Regions from separate parts of the Mus musculus genome. Here region 1 is linked to region 2. Evidence: chromatin loops called from intact Hi-C (ENCODE). Cell type or tissue: heart. All regions are shown on one strand. Links, peaks and the distances in the headings refer to the core of each region. The heading gives the core; the rest is flanking DNA.

Evidence for each region. Hi-C counts contacts between places; a loop is a spot of excess contacts. Peaks named below come from ENCODE experiments on the same cell type or tissue, not always from the same donor. Only the 100,000 strongest peaks of a DNase experiment are listed, where the experiment ranks them.
Region 1: it touches region 2 in a loop (4-fold over the local background); 2 of 42 quality-filtered maps call a loop at or near these places.

The regions. Positions count from the first base shown.
Region 1 is chr1:135,625,722-135,636,345 of GRCm38, reverse strand. It overlaps a transcript of Nav1 not described here. Among named protein-coding and RNA genes, the nearest start is that of Gm4793, 33 kb to the right of the region's middle. In heart, for the core only: no CTCF peak of the experiment used is centred there; DNase peaks (open chromatin) are centred at 2,681, 4,635, 5,393 and 6,315; H3K27ac peaks cover 874 bases.
Region 2 is chr1:135,544,271-135,554,894 of GRCm38, reverse strand. All of the region lies in intron 1 of Nav1 (neuron navigator 1), which reads left to right. Among named protein-coding and RNA genes, the nearest start is that of Nav1, 36 kb to the left of the region's middle. In heart, for the core only: a CTCF peak has its summit at 5,877; a DNase peak (open chromatin) is centred at 5,914; H3K4me3 peaks cover 391 bases; H3K27ac peaks cover 1,772 bases.

The DNA of each region.
Region 1 (10,624 bases), core at 2,254-7,253, 82 kb before region 2:
GACATCTGCTCTCTCTCCCCTGTAAGCCCAGAAACCTGGGGCTCTGTAATATCTCCCTTGTTTTCTTTGGCTCTATTTAACTTTCCTCCAATTAGTTAGGCCCTGGGGCAGCGGCTAGACGACAGATGAGTCAGAGGCACCAGATCCAGAACCCAGAGTTTATCCAAATGTCGGGGACCTGGTTGTTTTTCTATTCTTTTGCTCAGTTCTCCCAGCTTCTATGCCCTGGACCTGCACCAGATTTGTGGTCACTGGTGCATCTCCTTGCTATTAACTCTACTGATAGAATGAGGAGAGAGCTGTTTAACATATGCTTAAGTACACATTTTGCACCCCTCAAGATTGAGGCTCCCCAGTGGTCTTAGTGCCGGCTCCTCCCTCAACCCCGAGCTACACCTCCTCCCAAAACTATCCCTGCTGCTTCTGTCCGGCTGCAGCTGCAGAGATGATGATGATGATGGGCTGGGGCCATGGGAGGCTCGCCAGGATGCTGATGAATTAAGAGCAGGTGTTGAGAGTCTGACTTCAGGTCCTGGGGGTTCAGGGATGGGGGAAACACATCAGTACAGATGGGAAGAGGGGAGAGATCTTTGGTACGCTGCTATACAGAGAACAGCCTGACAAGAGCAAAGAGCTAAGAAGTCTGACTATGGGAAGGAATTGTTTCTCCACCACATGTGTGCCTCAAAGAGCCATTTTGGGTCCAGGCTGTGCTCAGCCCCACACCACGGCCACGGCAGTGTCTCAAGCTTGCAGAGGCTCACTTCTGCCTGCCTTGTCCGTATCATAGGCTTCTGGCCCACGCAGGCTTGGAGTTTCAGAATGACTGTAGAAAAAGAGAGAGGAAGAGGTGGCTGCTAGAAAGATACAGCAGAAAGCTCCTGCTCAGGGACTGCAGGAAGCTGCAGGAAGGGTGCCTCAGAGCCACCCATTGGTCTGTGCTGACAGGGATTTCTTTTAGGGTACCCTGAGACCAGTGAATGGCTACTGGCAGAGGCCGGGTAATTCCGGTGGTTCTGTAGCAAGGCCAACTGTGCAGTCATCGTGATGCAAGCCTTCCAGCCCATTATCAGGTAATGGCAGAGACAAGGTCCATCTAGGTTGCCTGACTCTAGTAGAAGGGAGAGGAGGAAACAGGGAGGTAGGTGTTATCTCCTGAGGGTGTATCAAAAGTCGATCCTCTGGCACGAGGGTAACGGGGAAAGTAAGGAGAGTGATGGTCTGCAGGAAAGGCAGTTGGACCCTCCCCCCACGCCTCCCACCCAGTCTTGTAAAGGAAGGAGCAGAACAGCAGGAAATGGTTAAGGAGGGAGGAAGGCAGCCACAGGTTTCCAGGTTGGAACTAGGAGGTATGGGAGCTGTCCAGCACGGAAACCTGCTGAAACCAGCAAGGACCTGCGGCCTGAAGTGGGTAGGAAGGCAATGTCTCTCCCAGGGTTGCTGTTTTCCTCTTGCTGCCTCCACTGTGTTTCAGGGAGGTATGTTGGAGGGACCAGCCAGTTGGTTCTGGAAAAGGAAACACTGAGAAGAGAATATCTGAATCTTCTCCATGGGGAAAGGCATGAGAAAAGTAACAAAGCTAAGCACTGGTCCAAGACAAGGCGTGCTAGCACATCCCCGAAGGCAAAACGTGGCAATATGGAACATTGCTTGCACCTCTAGTACTCACATGGTGACTCACTATGTGTCCGAGTACTGGTGTGTCCAAGCCAGGGTGACTTGGTCCTCAGACAGTCACATTGGGAGAGCCCTCGTCTCTGCAGTCTAAGGCTCAGCTTGAGTGTCTGTCTCTGCTCCAAAACTTGCTCATTTGAGCTCTATTTTCTCAGGTGCTTCTGTGAGCTCCTGTGCTGTGCTAGGCTCAAGGACGTATGAGAACCACAAAGGCACCTTATTCAGATACACAGCCGTTAGAATCAAGCACAGTTCTGCTTCTCTTCCTCCAGTCAGTGAGCCCTTTCTATTTGGCTGACATTCAGAAATGCTGTCTTTGGTGAGCTTCCCTTCTCTGGCTCAACTGACACTTTTTCCTCAAGTGACTCCTCGAAGCCTCCTCCCCACCCCAGATGCCAAGGCATCACCTTTACCTACAGATTCTTTCTTTTCAGACGTAGCAGGCATGGTGGTATGAACAGGAATGGCTCCCGTAGACTCAAGTGTTTGAATGCTTGGCTCAGGGAGAGGCACTATGAGGAGGTGTGGCCTTGTTGGAGTGGGTGTGGCTTTGTTGGGGGAAGTGTGTCACTAGGAGGCAGGCTTTGAGGTTTCAGATGTTCAAGTCCAGCTCAGTGAGTCAATCTTTTCCTGCTACCTCCTGATCAGGATGCAGAACTCTCAGTTCCTTCTCCAGTATCATGTCTGCCTGCATGGTGCTGTGCTTCCTGCCATGATGATAATGGACTAAACCTCTGAAACTGTAAGCCAGCCCTAATTAAATGTTTTCCATTATAAGAGTTGCCATGGTCATGGTGTCTCTTCCCAGCAATAAAACCCTAAGACACCTGGCTTTTAGTTAATCTAGGGGCAGGCTTTGAACTGGGGAAGGACAGGCTGGAACAGCTATGCACAGTGAAAGGTCAGGATCAGAGTCTGGCTCTCCAGCATGACCACTGTCTTACAGCCCAGAGAAAAAGAGGAAGTCCCTTCCCACTGCTTTGGGATAACTTGAAAGCAGTATTCTTGTGCTGTTTCTGCTATGACATGTGCGTCTTCTGTAACCAGGATATTCTTTACCTCTTGCTTCAGTCCTTCCCAGCATGCCCCTCTTCTGGTACGCTCATTAACTGTGGTTATCTCACTTCGTGACTAGCTCCCCAGAAGTTGTCTATGTCGTTTTAGTCAGAGATGTCATGGGAAGCCAAGAAGGCTCTGAGGCCTGCAGCTTGGACTTAAATATTGGCCAATCTAATCTGTGTCTTAGTGGGATTAAGATGAGTGCCTCGACCAGAGTCAGTCTCCTTTCTCTTACTTGTAAAATGGAAACAGTAACATTTTCCACATCACAGGGTTTTCTGAAGTGAAATTAGCTGATACATATGAAAGGCTAGGGGCAGTGGCTGGTACACAGTGAATGTCACATATACTCTTGTCTCTTGTCACTGCATTTCTCTCAAGCGTCTGTCTGCCTTGTGGACCTCATCTCTCCCGTAAGGCTGGAAAGCCCCAGAAGCACCTTCATGTGTCCTCCAACCTGGATGCTTCCTGACGGCAGATATTCTTCTCTCCTTGGGGGTAATCCAACACTGACGCTGATGCTAGCCCTAAGTTAGCCAGGGCTTCGGACACACCAAGGGAATATGAACAACCTCATATCGTTACCACCTGGGCCTGAGAGGTACCCTCATGGGTTAGACTGCCAAAGAATTCCTGTTTTGTTTTGTTTTCTAGATCACTCAAGGACTAACACTGTCATTCTTTTTTTTCTCTCTCTCTCTCTCTCTCTCACATACACACACATATACTTCCTACAGACTCTCCCTCCTTTTTTTAAAAAAAGATTTATTTATTTTATATATGTGAGTATACTGCTTTCAGACACACCAGAAGAGAGGGTCAGATCCCATTACAGATGGTTGTGAGCCACTGTGTGGTTGCTGGGAATTGAACTCAGGACCTCTGGAAGAGCAGTCAGTGCCCTTAACTGCAGAGCCATCTCGTCAGCCCCAAGCTTCCCTTTTTGGTCATTCCCAAAGTACTTTGTGTAGTTATCTATTTAACCGTATTTATTGACCACACAACAGGGTTGTGGGAGGTAGTGATGGGCTTCTAGAATGCCCCCATTGAACTTACAGCCCTGTGGGAAGAGACTGAACAGGTAGGATGAGTTTTAACAACACACAGAAGGAACTCTGGTTTAGCCCAAGGGCTGCAGAAGTGACCTTGTAATCAGAGCCAACAACTATGAAGCACGCCTATGGGCAAGTGGGGTAGTTTGCATGAAAATGGCTCCATAGGCTCATAGGGAGTGGCACTATTGGGAGGTGTGGCCTTGCTGGAGTGGGTATGGCCTTGTCAGAGAAAGTGTGTCACTGGGAATGGGCTCTGGGGTCTCTGATGCTCTAGCCTGGCCAGTGTGTCATTGTCTCTCCTGATGCCTGAGGATCCAAATGTAGAATTCCTGTAATTTTTGCATGCATGTCAGCCTGTATGCCACCATGCTTCCCACCATGATGATAATGGACTAAACCTCTGGACTGTAAGCCAGCCCCAGATAAATGTTTCCTCTTATAACAGTTGTGGTGGCCGTGGTGTCTCTTCACAGCAATAGAAACCCTAGGACAGCAGTTTAGAGTGTTCTGGGTTTTCTGCAGCCTCCTCTTGCTTCCCAGCCTCTACCTTCTCAAAGCACCCAGCGTTTCCTGGGATTCACACATACCTGTCTTTACCGCATATCTCCCACTTCCAATCTTACCATCTTTCTGGGGGCTCTGTGTTGATTGGAGTTGAGACTTTCTGAGTGAGCAGCGCTCGTAGTGCAAACCACAGATGATCAGATAACATCCTAACATGCCCCGGAGGGCTTCCAGCTAATGTTTGAAGACTGGATCTACAGACACCTTCCTGCAGGCTGCAGCCTCTGCTCTGCTGGGCTGAGTGCCAAGCTACGATAACACAGGGAGCACGTGGGCCAGATTTCCTCCTTCCTACTCCTCAGGAAGCTCCGCCCCTGCCCTCCACCCTACTTCCTGTTTAGCCCAGAAGTCCAGGTCAGCTTCCTTAACAGCTGTTGCTCATGTTCTTCATTTAGACTGGTGAGCTAGCAGCTCAGTGAGATGAAGTGAGGCCAATCCTTCCCAGGAGCCTTCATTCCGGGGCCCGCAGAGAACAAGAGTGGGGGGGGGGGGTTGACCATCCTGCCTCTGTAAGGGACAGAGGAGAGGAGCCCAGCTTCAGGGACCAAGAAGCAGACCAGCATATTGATTGTCTAGTCTGATCCAGACACAGTACTTGGCAGCAGACTAACTTCCTCAAGAAGGCATCATTGCTAGAGATGTCCAGGATAGATCAGGAGTGAAGAGCATTGTTGTGTACGTGGCATGGAGACGGAGCTCAGGGCCTCTCTTCTCCTCAGAGAAGGTCAGGGAGATCTTCTCAGATGGGAAATCTTTTTTTTTTTTTTTTGGATGGGAAATCCTAGTGGTACCCAGGCAGCAGAGTCTTCAGTCCAGGGACTGGGGGATGGAGAGAGGAGGCTGCTCTTCCTTCTATGGTTAGTCTTGGAGCTGAATGGGTTCTACAAGGGTCATCCTATCCTTGCCCTTGCCTTGGACAGGTGGCTAATATCAGGGAGGTATTAGGATTAGGGGGCTCTGCCCTTCACTCAGAAACCACTTCCAGCCCTGCGTGGTGTACATGCTTGTAATCCCAGGGGACCCCAAGTTAAAGGCCATCCTGGAGGACATACTGAGAGCCTGTCTCAAGAAACGGAAAACAACACAAACATTTCTGGAGCTTTTCCTGGGGCCTGGACTGGATTGGTCCCACTTAACATAAGGAGGAGTCAAACCAGGTATCTGGGTGTTGGGGGTCACTGACTTTCCCAGTCTCCTCACCTAGGCCCCGCTGGCAAGGATGGATCTCCTAGGAAAGAGAAATCATATCAGAGAGCTCTCTGAGAAGGTAATGCCACACGCTTCATGGGGCACATGTTCAGGATCTCCCGGCTGCCACCCTGGTCATTTTCTTCTCTGGTTCTAATTTTTATGGTTGGAAAGGGACTTCAAGACCCTATCTTAGTGAAAATGGAAGACAAAGGTTTTATATCTGCAAAGCCCATTAGCCAGCATCCCTCGATTCATGGCGGATATGCCACCCCAGTCCATTAACCTCTACCGGGCCAGCCCTCCTGCTCTGGATACAATTCAGTTTTCTGTGACCCTCGTAAACTACAGAGCACAAAACTAATGTGTTGAGAGTTTCATGAGGTCCTGACCCTAGTACAGAGGTCTGGGATCTCAGACACAGGATCCCCACCCCCATCCCCTGATGTTGATGTTCTGGAAGTATCTTTCTATGAATCTTACCTCTCTAGAAAGATAAGCCTTTACCAGGGGTCTTTTTATGGGGGGAGCTGCAGGAAGGCTTCCTGAGAACACTCAGATTCCTGTTAGCACCATTCTTATCCTTGCTATAAAAGAGGCCATGCTGGGGATGGGGCCCGAGGGTGTGGAGCGGGGAGGGGAGAGTGTCTGTGTCATAAGCAAGAAAAGATCCGCAGTGCTTAAGCGCTGGGTGCATCACCAGGGCTAGTCTGAGGAGGGAGAGAAACAACACTTTATTTGGAAACAATTCTGCTGAGATGCAGTGTCTCAACTTCTCTTTCCAGCTGTTTGTTATGAGGTGCTTGCTGTGTGCTCAAAACAGGGGCTGAGTCTTAAAGTTACAGGCCATGTTCTGGGCTTCGATCCAAAGGAGCAGCTCAGAGCAGATGAGCAGCCCTTAGGGGAAGGGTCCTAAGCAGTCAGCTCTTCTGGGTTCCCCTTATTTATTAGGGTTCTGGGGCAGTTCTCTCTCAAAGCCTTTGCACTTGGAATGACCCTTGGACAGGAAGGCACCCAGGCTGGGGTAGAGGAAGGTTTCCATAGAAAGAGTCTCCAGGTGGAGGCAGCCAGTGAATCTCCTGCAGGGCTCACCTTCTCTGAGACTTAATTTCTCCTTCCTTGGGTTCCAAACCTAGAATGGACAGTAAAACAAATGTCTTCTGCCTTTTCTCTGAAACATGGCAAGGTGGACTACAGTCTTTATTTTATTTGTTTGTTTGTTTGTTTGTTTGTTTGTTTTTCCAGAGCTGAGGACCGAACCCAGGGCCTTGCGCTTGCTAGACAACTGCTCTACCACTGAGCTAAATCCCCAACCCCTTATTTTTATTTTTATTGGAGTTTTTTGAGACAGAGTTTCTCTGTGTAGTCCTGGCTGTCCTGGAACTCACTCTGTAGACCAGGCTGGCCTCGAACTCAGAAATCTGCCTGACTCTGCCTCCCGAGTGCTGGGATTAATGGCGTGCGCCATCACTGCCCGGCCTGTCTTTTTATTTTTGAATTAACATTTTATTTTGCATGTGGGCGCACATGCACCGTGGCATGTCTGTGGGGGTCAGAATGACATTGTGCAGGGATTGCTTCTCTCCATCCACTGTGTGAGCCCTGGGAATGCAACTCAAATGGTTGACAAATGCCTTTACCCACTGAGCCATCTCACTGGTTCAGGATCCAGTCTTCAAAGGGCATTGTGGGTTTTAGAAGGTGGAGGTGAGCCAAATGCAACAGGAAAAGAAGGGACCATTGAAGGAAAACAAAACAAAACTGGTGAACTCCAAAGAGAGCTTGCAGTTTAGTCAATAGTAATATGCCGGTGTTAGTCTCCAGGTTTTGACAATGACGTGTGGTTGTGTGAAGCTTGAACATTAAGGGAAACCGGGCAGAGGGCAGATGGGAGTGCTGCTCCTTTTCCTAAGAAAATAAATAATAGCAAGTGCTGGTGAGAATTCAGGGAACAGGGAGCACGTACACACTGTTAAGCCATTATAACCAGTACAGAAATCGGTATTGAGATTCTTTAAAACAAAGCAGCAGCAACAATGTAAAAACTGTATTCCATGATCCAGCTACACCGCTCCAAGTGCAGAGACCCCACGTGCCATGGTTTACTGTTGTATTATTTACAATAGAAATTACAAAGCAACCCAGGTGCACATCAACAGAGGAGTGGATAAGAAGAAGACGGTTTATATTCACAATGGAATTTTATTCAGCCATAGAATAAAATTGTGTCACTTTTCAGGAAAATGGATACAATTGGAGATTGTCACATTGAGCAAATTAAACCAAGCTCAAAAAGACCAGTATCACATCTGAGAGTCTAGGACTATATATAGACCTATAGGATCTATACATGTATAGATACATATGTGACTTGAAAATGAAAGCAAACCTGTCTGGGAGAAGCAAAGAGACTAGGAGGAAGTAGGAGGGGCAGGGAAGAAAAGAGGATATGCTGGAATACATGGCCGGAATACAGTATATACTCCATACTGTCCTTATGGAACCCAAAATATGTACAATTAGTATATGCAAATCCAAAATAATAATGCTTTAAGATAAAAACTTTACAGCTGGATGGTGGTGATGCGCACTTATCCCAGCACATGGCAAGTAGAGGTAAGGTGGATTTTTGGAAATTCCAGGCCAGCCTGGTCTACAGAGTTCCAGCCAGCCAGCGCTACACAGGGGAACCCTGAGAACTCCAAAAACAAAACAAAATAAAAAGGCAAAAAAGCAAAACAACAACAAAAACATTACAAAGAAAATGTGGAGGAAGGAGAGAGAATGGACGGAGAGAAGTGGGAAACTAAGGAGGCTTAGATGCTTAGCTGTCAATCAGTCCCTTATCTAGGATGAACTCTCCTAAGCTGAAGTGCTTAAGATCAAGTTCACCCTGGGCAGCCACCCTCCAGCGCTAGGCAGATGCTGCATCTGAGATCTGACTCCTGGGACGTTCATCTCTCCCAGCGACTCCGCAGAGGCTGGCCATTAAGCCTGCTTGCTTCTTTCCTTCCCATGCTCTCAGCTTGTGGTCAGAGAAGACTGATTTAAGCAGCAGCAGTGCCCACCGAGGCCCAGCCCAGGGGAATATACTGTTTAATAAAATCCAGTGTGGAAAGCGAATGCTCTAACTCTGGCCTTCATGCACTGAATCCTTACCTCAGCACGGTGATTGAGAGCTGAGCCCTTTGGGAGAATGACTAGGCCATGGGGAAGAGACCCTCAACTTCCCAGTGTGTGAGGACACAGCAAGGGTCCTCTGAACCAGGAAGTGACCCCTTAGCAGACAGCGAACCTTCTATTGCCTGAACCTTGAGCTTCCAGTCTTCCAGAAAGATCTGTACATGTTGGTCACAAAACTACCCAGGCTGTAGACTTTTATGACAGCCAAAATGGATTAGGTGAAGGACAGATGAAGAGCCAGTATTTAGGACAGGTAAAGCTGAAGTATGGGCAGGTAGGACTGCTTAGCCAGTAAAAAGAACATACCACGCAAGCCTGACCAACTGAGTCAACCCCTAGAACCCATAGTGGAAAGAAAGAACTGACTCCTAAAAGTTGTCTTCCAGTCTCTGTATATGTACCATGGGATGGATGCTCATGTATGAGCACGCGCATGCATGTGCGCACACACATACATACACACACACACACACCACATTATAAATACAATAAAAAACTTAACTACAATAGAAAACTTAACTGTGAAGGCAGTTAGAACACAGGCACCCTCAGCACCCAATCCCACACTCTGTGAGTCCTTGGGAAAACTAACTCTACCCAGCTCAGGCTCCCCCACCCCTCCTCTCTGGGGCCCTCACCCTAGGCCTCTCCTGAATGCTTCCCTTGCTCTTTCATCTCCTTACCCACCTGCGTGAATGGCTGTGGAGGAACCCGCCATCTATGTGTGGAAGATGAATACCAGGCCAGGTGGTTATGAAGCACACTCAAGGCTGTCTCTTACCATGGTCCCGAGTCTCTTTTTTTGCTGTCATTGCAAGGGCTTTTCTTCAAGTTTCCTCATGAAGGGTACCAGCCTGCCTAGAGTAACCCCCTGTTCCTAAGACTGGCAAGGCTTTTTTTTAACCATGAAATTGCCTTGCCGTAGATCCAGCCCTTGTGAGGCCCCTGAGAACCGCTGTTGGCTCCGGATGCTGCAGTGGGCCCAGCTTGGAGCCAGTAGCCTTCCAGCTCTTGCTGGTATTCATCTTGGCTTCCTTGGTCCTACCAGTCTCCACTCTTAGCCATCCTACTCCTGGCAAGCTGGCCTCTAGCCAAACCGAAACGGCAGCAGTGCCCCTCTGGTGTCTTGTTGGCATTATTGGGAAAGTTAGCTTTGAAACCACAGAGGTGTTTCAAGTACTGGGGGAGAGAACTCAGGAAGCCGTGGAGACAGCAAGACAGCTGAATTAAACAGCATCTGTCTGAATGAGTCATTGCTCGCCTGCCTGCCACCATAGTCCTTGCATGAACCTTGAGCTAGTGAGACACCTTCTCAGCCCACGAAGTCTCTCTTCCGAGGCAGAACCAGCAGAACTCAGGTGAAAATTACTGCAAGAAAGACTCAGAACCTGTCAGAAAGGATTCCCTGAACTTTATGGGTCCCAAGATGCTATAGTTTCCTGAGTAATAGTAGCCAATCCAGTAGTTGGCCAGTTTGTCCTGCCCAAAATAACTCAGGACAGTTCCACTCTTCTTAAACAGCTTTTCCTGAGGCTTGTGGCCCTTTGCTCATGACAGACCTCCTGTGGTTCCAACATGGCATGGTGTATTCAGAAGTCACATAGCTGCCATTGTCACGGCCTTTTTTGCCTCTGGTGACAGAAGTCACTGGTTTGACCAAATTAGTTGGCTTGAAACTACAATGAAGGCTCTGTCTTTGCCAACCACATGCCTGGGTTCTGCCTCTCGTGGTTTTCTCTGTGGTCACATACAATTCAGGAAGCCTAAAAATCCCTATCTGGAGCTGTAAGTTTACTCTGAAGGCTGGCCAGGAGGAGAGGCAAATGGGGACGTGTTTATAGATCATGAGTCTTCAATAGTCTGTCCAGGGTACCCAGCAGACACTGGGACAGAGTCACGTC
Region 2 (10,624 bases), core at 2,777-7,776:
TACGTACGTTCACTGTTCACTCGTTTGCAAACGTTTAATGAGCCTGTGTTGTCTCGCTGAGGATCTCACTAGAGTGGCTTGTATGGGCAGGAGACTACGTGACCACACGCTGAGCTCTGAGGATGTGGCAGGAGCCAAGCGCTGCCTAACAGCTGGCTGAGTGAGGCCCTTTAGAAGCCTTTTAAGGGAAAGGGCCATTGAAAGAGGAGAATTAGGGTGAGTGACAGATAGCTCAGTTTAAAAGTCTGGGTAGTGAGTTTTATTGTAGGGTTTTGTTTTTTTTTTTTTTCTGTGTGTTTAAAAAGTTGTATGTCCAGTAAAATATGTCTGCCTGCCTGGGGACAATTGCTCTGACTCCCAGGTACCAGGAATTTGTAATGGCTCAGAAAATGGAGGAAAATCTTTAAAATGAGTTCCTGGTCTCCATTAAAAGCGTTTATGGTGTCTGGGGAGGCATTTCCCACTGATTTGTACCTGAAGAGAGCATGGAGGCTGGAATGATGGAGAGGAAGACAAAGACGCACGCTCAGGAGAGCGTGTGTGTGTGTGTGTGTGTGTGTGTGTGTGTGTAGTGTGTGTGGTGTGCATGTGGTGTGCACGTTTGGTGTGTATGTTTGCTCTTGTGCAGTGTGTGTGTATGTTCATGTGTGTGTTCAGTGTGTGTGTGTGTAGTGTGTTGTATATGTGTAGTGTGTGTGTGTGTGTATGTGTGGTGTATTGTGTGTGTAGTGTGTTATATGTGTGTTGTGTGTGTGTGTGTGTGTGTGTGTGTGTGTGGTGTATTGTGTGTGTGTGTGTGGTGTGTTGTATGTGTGTAGTGTGTGTGTGTGGTGTATGTATACGTTTTTGTGGTATGTGTGCACACATGCATGAGTGTGTGTGTGTGTGTGTGTGTGTGTGTGTACATTTAAGACAGAGACAATAAAAGTCAGGTGTTCGCTGGGACGATGGGGCAGAGCCATAGAGTCTACCTGCAGGAAGGATCTAAGACAGAGTACTGGGTTGGGCCCCCTCAGAAAGAGAATCAAGGACAAGATGATCTCCACCTGTGGGGAATAAAGCCTGTCACAGCTGGAGTCAGGCTGCTGCATTTGGAAAGAAAGGGCAAGGGCTGGAGGTCCAGAAGCTGGCCTTGGAAAGGAAATGAGCTGGAAAGACGGGGCGGAATGGTGGCAGTTCAGGAGAGAGAGGTGACAGTGTGTGTGTGTGTGTGTGTGTGTGTGTGTGTGTGTGTGTGTGTGTCTGTCTGTCTGTCTGTCTGTCTGTCTGTCTGTCTGTGAGGTGTTGTCCTTGCTCATTTGTTAATCGGTGAGCAGGAAGAGCCCAGCAGGAAGGGGAGTGGGGAGAGTCAGGGATCAGAGACAGCTTCCTGCTAAAACCCACACAGCCAGAAAGAAGGGTTCTTCTCAGAGCCTCCACTCGGCTGAAGCAATGCTGCTCAGCAGAAAAGGAGTTCAGGATGAATGGGTGTAAAGTGGAGCTGGAGTTCATTAAGAGCATTCAGCATGGCTTCAGCATGAACACTGCCAGGAGGAGAAACTCTTTAGTGAAAAGAGGACATACCCAGGCGTGGGTGTGAGCGCCTCCAGAGACAGTTGCAACCTGTGTCTTAACAATCACCACACGTACAATTTGGGTGGCTTCTGAAGATAGTGTTTTCCTAAGGGACTTGAAGGAATTTTGAGTTTGTTTTTAGTAAATAGATCAAAGGGTGGATTCTGAGGTGCACTGGTCAGAATTTGTGCTGAGTCATGAGGATTGCATGAGGGAGGAAAGATGCATATTTTTTATTTATTTATTTTTTACTGTAAAAACCTCGAGTAAGCCAGCTGATGGTGGTGCACGCCTTTGACTCGATAGGCAAAGGCAGGCAGATCTCTGTGATTCGGGGCTAGCCTGGTCTACAGAGGGCAGCCAGGACAACACAGAGAAACCCTGTCTCGAAACAACTCTAGTAGTCTTGTTTGTGAAATGTCCAGGTTGGTAGCTAGAGAAGGATTAGCTGAAGTTTATGCGAGCTCATGGCTTACCCATGGCTCTCTTTGCTACTTTAACATCCCCATTTGACATAGCTCTATGTCGTCTGTAGGTAGGCAGTTTTCACAGCAGATTTTGTTAGCTGTGCAGGAATACTTGCTACTCAGCTAGCAAGATGCTGCTAGCAGACCCAAGGCAAGGGCTCACTTTCCCTCCCATGTCCCCTTAATTCCTCTGTTTTTCTGCCCTGGGTCAGGAAGGTAAGAAAGGGTCTGACCAGAGGCCTGGGGATGTGTTCATTTAGCAAGTCTGCAGGGAAGATCGACTGTGGTGGTTTGAATGACCCATAGGCCCATATGGAGTAGATGTGGCCTTGTTGGAGGAAATATGTCACAGGGGGTGTGGGCTTTGAGGTTTCAGATGCTCAAGCCAGGCCCAGTGTCACTCTTTCTTCCTGCTACCTGCTGATCCAGATGTAGAACTCTCAGCTACCTCTCCAGCACTATGTCTGCCTGCATGCCACCATGGGTCACACCATGATAATAGACTAAACCTCTGAACTGTCAGCCAGCCTCAGTTAAATATTTTCTTTTATAAGAGTTGCCACGGTCATGGTGTCTCTTCACAGCAATAGAAACCCTGACTAAGACATCAGCTGTAGCCTAAGTACCATGTCAGGTACAGGCATTCAGTGATGGATGGCATATGGCTTCTGCCCTCAAAGCCAGCAGCTGTGTAAAGAGGCATGGGTCAGAAAGGATACACAGGCTGTGGTCGAGTTTGCTATGGAGTCTCTGAGAGAGGAATGGTGTTATATAGCAAGGGGGAGGGCCAGATGAGGGACAATCTGCATTCTCCAGGGGCCATTCAAGCTTTGTTTCCTGGGCACCTGCTGCTTGATCACCACTGATGCTGGCATTGGATAGAGGTGGGGGGGTTAGGTGGGGGGTAGTGTCACAGTAGGCAAAACCAGAGGTGACATGCGCTCTTCTGTTTGTTTGTTTGTTCCTCAAGAAAGGCTCTCACTGTGTATGTAGCCCTGACTGTCCTAGAACTTACTAGGTAGACCAGGCTGGCTTCAAATTCAGAGATCTGCCTGCCTCACCCCCCAAGTGCAGGGACTGAGGGCTGTATCACTGTGTCTGGTACAACATGTGTTCCGTGATCAATGACTCGGTGATAGAAAGCTCTAGAACAAGAAGAAGTTGTATCTGATGTGGGTCAGGAAAATTTCTGGGAAGAGATGTGACCTGAACCAGGCATTCGCTTAAGCAGGGAAGAGCCTTCCAATAGAGCAGGGGGAAGCACAGGCGGGCAAGGGTGCAGTGAGGAGCCAGACTGGCTGGATGGGTGAAAGGATAGAGTGGGTGTGAGGGTGGTAAGAATACCACGTCAAAAAATTATAGCAGAGAGCCTCAGACTCTAGACCAAGGACCCTAGGGTCATCTGGGACGCTGAAGTGTCAAAATACAAAGACCTCAGATTCAGTGGATGGACCCGCTCTGAGACTCCTTAGGTGTTAGGTGGCTGAAGTGTTTGAAGCCACCCAAGTCATCCCCCAGCCTCTAGCCTGGGCTTAGCGCTTCTGCATGAATATCTTACTCCTAAGTGTATTCTCCAATTTGTCTTCCCAGAGGGAGAAGGAGCACACACAGGCTAGGCTCAGTGGTCCCCAGGAGTGAAACCTGAGCCAGCTGTTCCCATGGCAACCACCTACAGGTGCCTGGTCTAAGAATGGAACACAAGGAACTGGAAGGGATGAGCAGCTCTGCAGTCATTGCCCTGAGCTGCCCCAGTCGGAGCGGAGCAGAAGTGAGAGCAAAGCCTAGCAGACATCAGGACCAGGGACCTCCCTTGTTCTTTGGAGGAGGGAAATTCAACCAGGCCCAGGCAGCTGATTCCTCGCTCTTCTATAGTCCCTTTGCATCCTGCTCATTAAACATAGATGACCCTAGGGAGGGGGTTCAGAGGTCACCAGCTGCTGGGGCTTCTGGCCAGAGATGGGCTGAAGATCATTTTCAGGGAGAATGTGGCCATGACTCCCTGCTCTGGCTGCAGAGGCAGACGGGGTAGGGGGCTGGGAAGCTGGTATAACACAGTTAGAGGTGGCATGTAGAAGTGAGTCAGGAGAGCTGAGACTAGTCAGGCTCTGGGCTCTGGGCTCTGTTGTGTTTCTTATTCATTGAAAACAACAGATGGGTGTAGTACAGACTTCACAGAAATCCGGTGAGCCCTGGGGTTGGAGATGGTGAATTTAGGTTCAAATCCCAGCCCTGCACCTCACAGCTGAAAGGAAATACCAACTGCTAATCAGGCTCTCTGTGGCAGGATAAACTCCCTGCCACAGAACATGTTTCACAGAATATTGTGGGAGCTTTAGAGGCTTGAAGAGTGTGAAATACTCGGCACACAGTAGGCACCAAATAGGTGTTGGTTGCCCCCAAAGGTAGAGAGACAGACGGCATAAGTTCTGCCAAAGGGTTGCTGTATTTCCAAGAATTGAGGTCGGTCAGGCCCTGGGACCTACTCAGATAAACACACACACACATAGAGGCATGCGCATGCACATGCACACACACGGACACATACTTACACACACCTTGACTTCTACACATACATAGAGAGAGACATAAACACACACACACAGAGAAATACATATATGTACATATACACATGTGTGCATGCAGACACACACACACCCTGATTCCTACACAGAGAGAGACATACACAGACACATACAGAAATACACTTACATGTACACATACATACACATGTGTTTGCACAGACACACATACATACACACATACCTCCGTTTTCTTCCTGATCACTTTCTTTAAGAGCTGCCTTCTCTCATCTTTAATCTAATCTCAAGGGACAGCCGGCCATGTTCAAGGGCTCTTGGGCAACCTGGATGAGTTCAAAGGGTAGAGATACACAACAAATGACATCCGGTGGCTTCTGTTAGTCCCTCTGGGGCAAGGTTTCCCTCTTTCTGTGCTGTGGATAGGCACTCCTGGCTCTAACTCTCCAGGGCCCTGGGCATAGAGTTGTCAGTGTGCTCTGCCCTGTGTGGGTGCCTGGATATTCCAAGTGATATTCTGCCCACAGAGTGTGACCTTCCCCCGTGTACTTGTGTCTCCTGAGAGGACTTTTGCAGCAAGAACCTAGGTTAGACTTTTCCACAGCCTGGACACATCCGGGCAGCTACTCTGCCTAAGGTGCATAGTCAGCCGCTTCAGTAGGTACATGGCTGCTGAGCTGGGTGCAGGCTCTGGGGGGGCTGGGCCTGGGCTGCTGGAAAACGTGGACATCCCCCCATTGTTTCTTCCTGATCTTGCCCAAGCCCCACTCTGATGCAGTTCCCCATGAGGCCCCATCTGTCCTTGGAGGCCGGCAGCAACTCCTGGCCCGCTGGTTCTGCAGATACCCAGCTCACATGTCCTTCTCGTCCTCTCCCCTCTGAGCTCCCCTCCCCCACTCTCAACAATCTTTCCCAGGAGAAACTGAGGCCCAGAGAGACTAATCAACTTGCTCACAGGCCCCAGAAGATCTCATAACGTGGACACAGAGCTCCTGCTCCCAGACTGGAGTTCATGTTGAAGATGCTGTCCGTATAGCTGTAGGGGGACCCAGGTTCCTCAGGGCAGAGAGCAACTAGTGAGGGCAGGAGTGGGCAGGGAAGCCTTAGTGCCCTCTCCACTCGTCCCACCTGAGGGATTCCCAGTGAGGGAGCAGCAGGCGAAGGCACGGCTGCTTTTGCTGTACCAGGCTGCTCTGTCGCCCAGGTTCCCAGGCTGCCTCGGGAGTCGGACAAAGAGAATTCTGAATGTTCTGTGCAGGCAGTCATGACTGGCCTTGGCTTGGCAAGCAGGCCGTACAGCCCCGCCTGCCAGGCGTTCTAGGAAGTTCCTCCCAAGGCCAGAAGCTTTGCAGGTTGCTGAGCTGGGACAGAGCCCAGCTGGGGAGAAAGGACTCCCTCGAGGAAGTGTTGGACAGGAGCAGTGGCTGCCAATAAGGCCTGCAAGACTGGCAGGCGGCCCCACATCGTGGAGGTAGAAAATTCTTGGCCTGGCCAATGGCCCATGACTCCCCTGTCTCCTGGCAATGATTTATCTCATCCATCCCAGAGTGGAGGACAGGCCTTATCCTGTGGTCTGTGAAGCTCTGACTCCAACACGCCGGTCAGGAAGAGCCTCGCGTGACCAGCCAGGTTGTCTTTGTTGGCACTGGTAGTTTATTAAGGAAGGAGGCAAGAGAGACTGGAACCTAGATCCCTACTGTGCTATTTGCTTAAACTGTGTGACCTGAGAGAGTTAACTGCCTCTTAGAACCAAACACCTGTAAATGGGGGGTCACTATTATCCTCTCAGGATTGATGTCTTCCAAGGACAGAATGTCTGTCCATGTTTAGGGCCAACTGCTGCACGTAGAACACGCTCAGGAAATGTCCCTTTCTGTCCTTTACTGTCCCCGCAAGCCTTATTCTTCCTTACTGTGGGGTTCTGTGTCTCACAATTGAAAGTCTTTCTTAAAGCCACCAGCTTGGTAACTCTGCCTTGTGCCTAAGCCCTGGGAGGGGGTAGGTGGGCGCTCCTAAGCCTTTATCTAAGGCATTGAGGGTCACCCTGGAGGTGGTGACAGATGGCTGAATCCAAAAGTCCTCCCCCCAGTGATGGTGGCTGAGGATCTGCAACACAGAAGGCGGTCCCAGGAACTACAGTCCTCTGGGAAGCATCCCTGCACCAATGTCAGTTAGCATCAAGGCTGAGGTCGCATCAGATGCTGTGTGGGTGGTATTGGGTTCAGGGAGCTGGAGGGGTGAATAGCTTCCATGGCTGGGGGCATCCCCTTTTTCTGGGGCAACCCTACAAAGCCCAAATTTTACCCTCAGCTTTCTCCCTCAGAATCTTTAAAATCAGTCCTACACCCTCCATTGTCAGGCCTGGTCTGAGGGCCACAGCTTTGCCATCTTGACAGAGTCATTGCCACTGACAGGTTCTGGGAGGAAGGGTGGCATCTTATAGGAACAGGTCTGAGGGAGAAAGGCCCCGTCCTGGGGGTGGAGCTACATGAAAGGCAGCCACATATTTAGCTAGGTTTTAGCTTCTGCTCCTGATTGCCACTAGATCTAGTCATGCTCTTGGCAAGTTTATGTCTGACCCACTTTGGCTCCCAGTGTGAGAACCCTGAGAACCTGAAGATGGGCGCACCCGTATAATGGACTGGATTGTGTGCAAAAGCTGGGACACACGATGTAATCCCACCCAGGGGGCTGATTCTGGAGGAATGAAGGGAGGCTCAGGGCAGGGGGTGTGTGAGACTTCTGGAGAAAGAGCTGGTGGCATTACACAGCCTCATTCCAACGGACTCTGACATGTCACACAGTGCCTAGCACTTCCAGGAATGCTTTGTGGCTAGGCTGCAATGGTTATGTAGCCAACGTGGCAAGGTCACTGTCGAGAACTTGAAAGTGTGGCTAATGCCGTTGAGGGAATTACACCTTAGCTAGCTCAAATATAAAAGGTGTTCAACATTCTTAAATCAGAAAAAAACAAAACAAAACAAAAAACACATATTGGATCTATGGTGAGATAGCCTGGCACACTGGGCTGGCCAAGGTGTGATAGACAGTAGCAAGTGTTGCTGAGGCTGGGCAGAAGCCAGAAAGAGACAGCATACAGACACCTTAGATGACAGTGTAGCCGTTCCTCAAAGTGTTAAACACACAACTACCACATGATCCTAAGCACATTAGGAATATAACACGTATACGCCTAAGCATACACTCAAGAGAAAGAGAAGCAGACGTCAACACATATGTGACTTTCATGGCAGCATTATTCATACTGGGCAAAAAATAAAGATGAAGCCAATGTCCATCAAATGATGGCTAGATAAGCAAATATTATCCACACCGTAGAATATTATTCAGCCATGAAAAGGAACAGAGGGGTGAAACATACTACAGCGTAGACCAACTTGGAAGGCAGTGCAGAGTGACAGAAACCACAAAGGTGTGTGATTCTGTTTGTGTGAAGGATCCTGAGTAGGTGGACCTACAGAGTCAGAAGGCAGACTAGCATTTGCCAGAGTTAGAGGAAGGAGAGGATGGCAGGTGTGTGCTTAGTGTACAGGCCATACACTGGGGGTGATAAAATTACATGAGTGATGATGTACAGACATGCTGGAAGCCATGGAATCATATATTTTAAAAAGTGGACTTTATGGCGTGTGATTGAGCCTCGTCTGCATATCTCACCCTCTCTAGCTCGTGGTGCCAGGATTGGACGAGGCTAGACCATCTGCTTTCACATTTTGGCTTTGCCATGTGCTGCTGTGTCATCCTGGGCAGCAGTCTCAGCTGCCATGAACTCTGGTTTTCTCAGCTATGAAATCGGGGGTAATAAATAGACTGGCCCAGGCGTGTCCTGCAACCAAACAGGGTTCATATCCATAAAGCCTCTAGGACAGTACCTGGTATCAGAGACAGAAGAGTTCGCCACCACCTAGGATTACTGGGGTCACAGCCAGAAATCCCCCAGGCCTCTTCCAGTGCTCTGCATGCCTGATCCCAGCCCCTCTCCTCTTCTTCTGACTCCCTGCAGATGGCTCTCTGCTGTGTAAACTGTTGCTATAACAACCATTCCCTGTTCCCAGAAGCTGCTGCACAAGAGACCTCATCATCTTCAGCGCAGGGTGTCACAGGAAGGCTCTGGGCATTGTTAAAATAGGAAGCATTTCCAGTAAAGGTAAACCTTGAGGTTCACCGGGCAGGAGATCCCATGCTTGCCCTTAGCAGCGACCTGCCCCAGTGTCTGAGACAGGCAGACTGTCTCCTCTGCCGGAGACCTGCTCACAAGCCCAGTCTAGTGTCAAATCTTCAGAATCCTCTCTTACCCTGTTACCTGGTGTTCAAAGGAAAAGGGGTGGGAGGAATTTTTTTAGAATTGTAATAGAAAAAAATAGACCTAGCCAGGTGGTGGTGGCAGCAGCTGCAGCACAGGCCTTTAATCCCAGCACTCAGAAGGTAGAGGCAGGTGGATCTCTGAGTTGGAGGCCAGCCTGGTCTGCCCAGTAGGTTCTAGGACAGCCCGGGCTGCACAGAGAAATCCAGTCTCAAAAACAAACAAACAAACAAAACAAAGAGAGACGGAGAGAGGGAGGGAAGGAAGGACAGACAGACAGGCAAACTGACCTTACAACAGTTATTCCAAACAGGGTCCTCTTCTGGTCTAATTGTCCTGGATCTAGCAAAGCCTTCCCCAAGTGTGAGCCATTGAGAAGTAGCTGTCCCCTGGTCCTGTAAGCTTACTCCCCAAGTTCTTTGCCAAAGGCTGCAGAGTGAAGCTGAGCTGCACACCATTGCAGCGAGCTTTCTGCCTTCAGCTCACTGCAGAGACCTCCTCTCTTCCCAAAAGGATCCTGATGGGGGTCATAATGGAAGGAGTCTGTCCTCCTTCCTCTTCCAGAAAGCCACCCGCCCAAGCACACTGCAAAAGAGCAGAAATGAGACCTCCAGAGAACAGACTCGGACCCCACACAGGTCTCCAGGTTGCTCATTGTTTTGAAAGGCAAGCTGGATTCTCTCTCAAACTTTGGCTCTGAATATGAGCTTGCCAGGGGAGTCTGTGGGTCTCCAGAGCCTACTGGGTAAGCCAGGCCCTGCTCTTAAAGTGGTCCACTAGGAACAGGGCATGCACCTGGGTAGATGGTGTAGCAAAATCAATGCTGCAAACTCTGGGCTCTTCTCCAAATGTGCTAACCTAGCCAGGGTGGGGACTGGGGGTTACGAAGAATGTCTGCCCCAGGAGTGCAGCGCCTGGAAAGAAGCAATCCTAAGCAGAATTCAGAGGGAGAGGCCTTTGGGCAACTTCTCCCAAGCCCTGAGAGCTAGACAGCTGCCCTTCTTACAGCATTGCGGCATCAATGCAAAGGGAGGCTGCAGGCGGCTAAGGACCCATAGCACCCCCGTGTGGTTGTTCTCTGCAACAAGTCCCAAAGACCTGGCAAGATTTTGGTGGCTGTGTTTCCGGAAAGAGAGCAGAGAGCTGACTTGTGCCAGCAGTGTTTCTCCATCACTTTGAGTGGGGATGTGGGGGTGTTGAGCTCTGGTGCTTTGTCGGGTCTCCTGTTCTCGCAACGTTTACACAAATGCAAAGTAGGACAACCCTCTGGTCACAGCACCTGATTTTGGAGCTGGCAACGCAGCAGATTTTTCCGGAGCCACCTCCAGCCGGCTAAACCAAAAACTCTCGGGTTGAGCATTATACAGACCTCAGCCTAGCACAAAGTCACAGGACCACACTGGCAGAGCTTAGTCAACTACACCGCTCCCTTACTTACAGATCAGGAAACTGGGGCCCGGGGAGAAGTCATTTACCCAAGTTCCACAGCCGGTTGATGGTGTTCCCTTGGGACTTTTACCTCAATGAAAATCAAAACTGGGGGGGTGGGGCTGGAGAGATGGCTCAGAGGTTAAGAGCACTGACTGCTCTTCCCAAGGTCCTGAGTTCAAATCCCAGCAACCACATGGTGGATCACAACCACCTGTAATGAGATCTGATGCCCTCTTCTGGCGCATCTCAAGACAGCTACAGTGTACTTACATATAATAAATAAATAAATCTTTAAAAGGAAAAAGAAAAAA